Linked DNA regions of Homo sapiens: region 2 is linked to region 1. The links are chromatin contacts, found by Hi-C or POLR2A ChIA-PET in ENCODE. All regions are on one chromosome and are shown on one strand. The core of a region is the stretch at or near the end of the contact, and the rest is flanking DNA. Distances in the headings are between cores, read along the strand shown.

Region 1 (3,732 bases), core at 788-3,287:
ATCCACTGAAGAACAAAGCTGAAGAATTAGGGGTGAGACCCCAGCACTTTTCTTTTTTCTTTCAATCTAAAGCAATTCATAGATAAGCCTCTTTCCCAGCCTGTTTACAAAGAGCTATCCTAAATCTCATTGTTGTATACAAACTCCAGTGTGGGGCTTATCCTCACTCATAGGGCACAGAAGTCTCAATGGAATATCATAAACCATTATTTAGAATAAAAAATTATGACCAAAATGTAACATTTCCACAGGCATCACCAACCCCTGTAATTTTTACCATATTCCATATTTGATTTATCGCCAAAGAGAAACGTGCCCTGAGATCAATCTAAGGCAAAAGGGGGTGGTTTAGTACTCCTTTTCTGATGCTTAGAAGAGCTATTTTTATCATTAATTCAAAGATTTAGAGTAAGGTGGTTCTTGATGAAATTCCTTGTGGGGACCTTAATCTTAAGTCTCCTAGAATCCATCCTTTGCTGTACTACTTTTCTGGTCTTTTTGTGCCAAAATAAGCATTTTTCCTAGACTAAGCTCTTTTCAGTTTTGCTAGTAAAAATCACTGCAGTATACAATGTTATATTGAATATTAATATTGGCATCAGAATTTTCAGAGCATTAAAAAATGCCTGTATGACTGGTACTTCTTATTGAAAACTCATTTAGAATATTTCCCTTGACTTTCTAATTGTTCATTTGAAAATGAGGGAGGTAGATTAGATTATATATGTAGCTCCTTCCAAGTCAGATAATTTCTGAATCTATGAAGGTCTAGAATATTTCTCCAGAATCCCTCAGTAGACTCTCTTAGAAGTTAGTTTTTTAAAATAATTTAGGATAAATATTTTCATCATCCCAACATACTCCAAATAAAATTCATATTATTTTTGCTAAAATATTAAGCTGGGTTTGTTGAAACGTATTCTGAAGGGGAGAAAAGGTATTATCTTTTTCTCACTGATGACAAGGTTCGTGGCTGACACCCCATAACAAAAGACAGATTAACAAGAGAAAATCATAACAAAATTGTTTAACTAGAGTTTTACATGACATGGGAGCCTTCAGAAATGAATACCCTCAAACCAGGGGAAAATTGTGATTTTTTTTTTCTTTTTCTTGTCTTTTTTTTTTTTTTTTTTTTTTTGGCTTAGGTTCTATGAAGAACGGGCAGTCATGTAGAACTACAACTGGACAAAAAGGGAGTATGACCCAGTGGTAATAAACTGAGGGGAACTTAGCAAGAGAGTTCAGAGAACTCCTTTTCTTTTGTTTTCTTTTCTTTTCTTTTTTTTTTTTTTTTTTTTTTTTTTGAGATGGAGTCTTGCTCTGTCGCCCAGGGTGGAGTGCAGTGGTGCTATCTCGACTCACTGAAACCTCCACCTCCTGGGTTCAAGCAATTCTCCTGCCTCAGCCTCCCAAGTAGCTGGGACTACAGGCTCGTGCCACCACGCCCAGCTAATCTGTGTGTTTTTAGTAGAGACAGGGTTTCACCATATTGGCCAGTCTGGTCTCAAACTCGTGACCTCATGATCCACCTGCCTCAGCCTCCCAAAGTGCTGGGATTACAGGCATGAAACACCGCGCCTGGCCGAGAATTTATTTATGGCCATGTTTTAGGGGAGAAAAATGGGAGAAGCTCAGAGTGACCTTCTTGCTTCTGTGGCTTTCTCAATTGTCAAGGTGCTATATTTTGGGGTATCATGCCCTAGGCCCCAATAATTTCCTTTTTCCTTTCTTTCATTTTCTATAAATGCATCTACTTAGCTAAAAAGTCAAATACTCAAATGTAGATTATTTTGTCTATACAAGTTTTGCCATTTAAAACTTTTTGCCATTTAAATTATTTTCTTTATGTGCATTATGGCTTCAGAACGGCAACTCAGGGAAAAGCAGCTTACACCCATACACGTACATGCTTATCTCTTCCTGCTGAAACCAAGACCCCTCTGATTAGTGAAGACTGTTACTTGGGGAATGACTGAGCAGTACATGAGTTTAGGAGTTCCTCCTTTTTGTGTTAAGCATGGTTTGGCTTAACTCCAAACCAGGCATGGGAAGTCTTAGTCACACTAGGCCACTGAGTTTGTATTTGCAAGGAAATCTCTGGTTTGCTTTCTGTGTCACCTAGCACACATCTCCAAAGATTTTACTTGTATCACTTTGAACCCTAGAACAAATATTTTGACATCACACAGTATACACAGCAGAATCCCACAGCTTACAATGCAATAATGCACTTACTTTCAGCAAAGCAAGGAGGAAAAGGAGGGAGAGGGAGCTGGTTAAAACTAGAAGTTTCTACAAGTTAGCTTGCTTAATCAGTAGGAGGTGGGTTTATTTGTTTTGTTCTCTTTTAGTGGTTACTTTCTATTAATGAAGACTGTGTGTACTTGTGTTTGGGGTAAGCTTAGTCATTGACATAGGGACAGGGCTGGAAAACCTAAGTTAAGCTTAGCAAGTTAACACCATAGAGGATAACAACAAAGACTGTCTCTGTAAACAAACTTTAGACCAGGTTCTTTGTGCCCTCTTCTCAAATAGGCCTCATCTTTGGGCCTTGTCTTTGGCCTGCCTAGTCCAGTTTTAGCAAGAATTCTGCTAAGTCAGTCTAGCAAAAATCCCCTATCCTTGATATCTAATCACCCTGGCCTGCCTTCAGCAAGAATTCTGTTAGTCTCTTTAGAAGAATTTCCCTATCTTCGTTGTCTCCTCTTAGTAATTTTCCATTCACGGACCCCCTCACTCTGTTCATTGGATATAAATGCCCCACGGCTTTGCTATATTCAGAGTTGAACCCAATGTCTCTCCCCTACTGCAATAGTCTTGATACCTATTGCAATAGTCCTGAATAAAATCTTCCTTACTGTTTTAACAACTGTCAGAATTTTTTTTTTTAACAAGGGTCAGGCTGTTATTTGTTATGTGTGTTGTAAAACAAAGCATTTACAATCTTCTCCAAGTTTTATAGCTCAGTTTTAGCCATGGGTATTAAAATATGATCTCCTGCCTGGGACCTGAAGGCTCCAAAGCCCTTATTGCAATTGTGCTTAATACATCCCTCTAACCCATCCCCGTTTCTACCCTTCTGGGACAAGAAAAGCTGTGCCTTACTTAAAACTGCTGTGAGCATGAAAACATTCCACTGGATGGGGCTGGAGGCACAGGGTGAGGGGCAGCAGCTCTACTTTGAGCCGTAAAGTGCTAAGTGGGAGTTTCGTTTGCCAAGAAGGGGCCTTCCTGCACAAGGTGGAAGGTGGTGTTGGTGAATGAATAATTGCCAGGGAAGTATCACCAGACACCAGGATAAGATTTTATGGGTCATTGGGAGGAGAAAGCAGCTAACAGCATCCTTGTTGAGTCTTTAGAGGCACAGAGTAGAAGCCCGAGGGAGAGTAAACAGCAAAAATAGTTAAGGAAAAAATAAGCTACAAATAGTAAGGAGGGGAAGTGGGAGCACTGAGCATCAGGGAAATTTCTGGCAGAACTCTAGCAAATGCCTGCACAAAATCACACCAACCTGATGATGCTGTCATTCCTGATCATTTCCTCCAGCCAAGGGGTTGCTCTCCAAACTTACGGAAGAGAGAACCTGAAGGCAGTGACCTACCTATTCACCAGCTTATACATCAGCATGAGTTAGTTATTCCAGCTTATTTTATGAGCTGTTATTCAAGCATTTGAGTATCACCAATGGTGAGGTATTGGGTGATTTATTGCAGAATATTATTCCTCTGT
Region 2 (3,732 bases), core at 391-2,890, 260 kb before region 1:
GAATCTGAGTACAGCTTGCAGCACTAGTGTAATCTTGGAAAAATTGTTTAAACACTCTGAACACCAGTTTCCCCATTTGTAAATTGAGGATAACAATAACTACCTATCAAGGTTATCTTAAGGAACAAATGAATCTATATAGGTAGTGCCTGACATAAAGTAGGTACTCAAGAAATATTTTAGAGACTTTACTCTCTGCTGGGGGAAAGGCATAGAATTTTGCAATTAATCAGATTTGGATTTGAATCTGCATTTCGTCACTTAGCCAAGTGACCTTGGGCACATAACTTAAAATCTGCGATCACCAATCCTACATATAAAACACTAGGAATGTATTACGTTAGGTGCTCAGTACATCTTAGTTCTCCTTGGAGATTCTGGTTACAGACACAGTTCCAATTCTTTCTGAATATCAAAGTAATATATAAACAATGTGTTTGCTAGGGAGAGGTGTGTTTGCTAGGGAGGGTCTAACCGAGAGGATGAGGCTCTAATTACAATATTTATAGTACTTGTATTTTGATTGCTTATGCTTACTCACCACATGATGAGTAAATGGGATGGTCTTTCTGAAGGAAAAGCAACTATACAAAGGATTCAAAGAGAAAGCTTTACCATCAGGCTGACACAAAGGCTATTAATAATCCTGTCCTCGAGGTGCCATGTGAAATCTTGATTCCTAAATGAGAAAATAAGTACATGTAGAGCTGAAATAAGTAAAAATCTATTTATGCAAGAGAAAAGTCACCATTAATTTGCTAAAACATTCCAGACATTTGTAACTTTGTGTGTATTTATATTTATATAATTACTTTCTATGCACACCATTTGATAACTGCCTTTCCCCCCACTTCACAATAGTTTATGGACCTTTTTCCATATTTCCACATCATTAAATAGTCCACTCAGCATTATTTTAAATGACTGAAAGGCACTGCATTGTTAGAATGTACCAGGATTTTAAAACAAATCCTTTTTGTTGGACATTTAGGTTCAACAAACTTTGTTTTTAAAAATCAAGAGGTTAATTCTCTGGTTGCCCATCTGATTGATGACTTAGAGGTGCATAGAGTTGAGGTAAACTGAGTGTGCGAATGTGAACTTGCAGGAGTGGGTGAAGACAGAATGCCTATCTCGGCACTGCAGAAAAAAAGTAGGGAAAGTGCAGCATCGTGAGAAATGCATTTCTGCCTTAAGTTTACTGGGAAAAATCAATTTTAGGGCCTAATAGAGCATCACTTATCTATATGTCACTTGGAATCAGTGTGTTTTCACCATCAACTAAGGACTACTATCTTGGACTGTGTCTCAAGAGAAATGGAGTAGAATCTCCAGATAGCCTTTTTCAGCCTTAGCAACAGGAAAGACAGAAATGACTTGGATATGTACAAACCTTCATAGATGATTGTGTGAAACTTGAGCTTTAAGAAAAAAGATGACAATTCTAAATATGCATTTTCTTGTGAAAGTCATAGAGATATTTTGAGGCGATTCATATTTTTAGATATAGTAGTTATTATTCCCTTCACGAAGAGATAAGATAGGCATTTCATTCCTCTCCCCTTTAGATTCATAAAACAAAGGTGTCTTTCATGGAATCAACTACCCAGCTAGGAAAATGTGTCAGGCTTACCAGTCAAGCTCAAAAATATGAAAAAGGTGACGTCTGTTTAGTTTCTCACAATTTTTTCCTTTTCCCCGATCCCAGATCTGTGAGTCACCATTCTGTGTGAAAAATATTTAGAGTGAGAATTATTCCTTGACAAGTTATGTTGTTAGACGAACTTCCCTATCACTCAAAGAAATGACCCTTATCTCTTTCTTTACTTGAAGAATATCTTGCAAAAACATTTAATCTAGTCCAGAATAATTTCAGGGGTTGACAACACTGCTCTCAAGCCATTTTGTAAATACCACTGCCTCATTTTAAAGAAAAGAACTTCTGTTTTCTTTTCTTGGTTAGTGGATTCTGGTAAGTCCCACCAGTTTGGTTCTATAAACAGAGGCCCTGACAATTTTATTAAGAGCACTGGTTTAATATAATGATTCATGAAAAAAGCCTAGATTAGAATATTAAAATATTAAGTAAGTAGATAACATGCAATTCTACCAGGAGGTATAAGGATGGAAATATCACAAATGCATCTCTTGGATCTATTATGAACATTAAAACCATCAGCCTGAGCACTTACTAGATTTTTTAACTGTGGCGTGTAGGTTTTTCAAAAAATATTTTTACATAAATATGCCCTCCTGTGGCCACTCACCTTTCCCCATTCACATCGCCCTTTCCCTTACCTTCCAATAAGCAAATATATCTTAACTAATGTCAGGCCTTAAGAGACATTTGTATTGGCATTCTATTTGACTTTAAGGTAAAACTAGAAATTTTTAGGAGTCACTTGACTGGTGAAATCACTCTCACTCTTTTTTTATGATTTAATGTTTTTATTGTCACTGTTAACTAGCATGAGATGGGGAAATTTTATTATATATGTGATAAAGGATTAATATCCAGAATATATAGGGAATTCTAAAATTCTACAACAATCACAATAAACACCCTGATTCAAAAGTGGCAAAGGACTTGAAAAGACACTTCTCCAAATAAGTTATACAAATGGCCAATAGGCCTGTGAAAAATGTTCAAACTCACTAATCTTTAGGAAAATGCAAATGAAAACTACAATGACATCTCACCTCATATTTAGGATAACTATTGTTAAGTAAAAACAAAAACAAAAAATAACAAGTGTTGGTGAGGATGTGGAGAAACTGAAACCCTTCTGCACTGATGGTGAGAATGTAAAATGGCATGTCCACTATGGAAAACAGTATGGTTGTCCCTCAAAAATTTTAAAGTGGAATTACTATATGATTCATCAATTCTACTTCTAGGTATATACCCCAAATAATTGAAAGCAGAGACTTGAAATATCTTGAAATTCAATTGAAATATCTCAAAATGGAATTGAAAGCAGGATCTTGAAATATCTCTGGAAGAGATTTTGTGATAGGTTTGGCTCTGTGTCCCCACTGAAATCTCATGTTGAATTGTAATCTCCAGTGTTGCGGGAGGGACCTGGTGGGAGATGATTAGATCATATGGAGCAGATTTCCCACTTGCTGTTCTCCTGATAGTGAGTGAGCTATTGCAAGATCTGGTTGTTTACATGTGTGTAGCACTTCCCCTTTGCTCTCTCACTTTCTCCCACTCCACTATTTGAAGAAGGTGCTTGCTTTCCCTTCTCTCTTTTGCCATGATTGAAAGTTTCCTGAAGCCTCCCCAGCTATGCTTCCTGTACAACCTGTGGAACTGTGAGTCAATTAAACCTCTTTTCTTCATATACTACCCAGTCTCGTGTAGTTTTTGATAGCAGTATGAGAATAAACCAATACAGAAAATTGGTACCAGAGAAGTGGGGCATTGCTATAAAGATATCTGAGAATGTGAAAGTGACATTGGGACTGGGTAATGGGCAGAGGTTGGAAAAGTTTGGGAGGTTAAGAAGACGACAGGAAGATGAGGGAAGGTTTGGAACTTCCTAGAGACTTGAATGGTTTTGACTAAAATGCTGATAGTAATATGGACAATGAAGTCCAGGCTGAGGTGGTCTCAGATGGAGATGAGAAACTTCTTGGGAACTGGAGCCAAGGTCACTCTTGCTATGCATTAGGAAAGAGACTGGAAGCATTGTACCCCTGCTCAGGATCTTTGGAACTTTGAACTTG

What was found. Hi-C counts contacts between places; a loop is a spot of excess contacts on that map. ChIA-PET counts read pairs that join two places held with the same protein, here RNA polymerase II (POLR2A).
Region 2: a loop to region 1 is called in a map of PC-3, with 10 times the contacts of the local background. The contact joins two enhancer-like sites. A Hi-C loop is called at or near these places in 3 of 168 maps with a recorded cell type or tissue (A673, IMR-90 and PC-3). POLR2A ChIA-PET finds 5 or more read pairs at or near these places in 2 of 52 experiments (AG04450 and activated CD4-positive, alpha-beta T cell).

What each region holds. Positions count from the first base shown.
Region 1 is chr2:215,791,879-215,795,610 of GRCh38, forward strand. All of the region lies in intron 1 of LINC00607 (long intergenic non-protein coding RNA 607), which reads right to left. Among named protein-coding and RNA genes, the nearest start is that of LINC00607, 50 kb to the right of the region's middle. Within about 2 kb of position 2,038, at least 8 of the 41 ENCODE cell types and tissues checked have a DNase peak (open chromatin) inside an H3K27ac peak, as active enhancers do; they include IMR-90 and PC-3, where a contact is called at or near this core.
Region 2 is chr2:215,529,856-215,533,587 of GRCh38, forward strand. No RefSeq gene overlaps it. Among named protein-coding and RNA genes, the nearest start is that of FN1, 96 kb to the left of the region's middle. Within about 2 kb of position 1,641, at least 4 of the 41 ENCODE cell types and tissues checked have a DNase peak (open chromatin) inside an H3K27ac peak, as active enhancers do; they include IMR-90 and PC-3, where a contact is called at or near this core.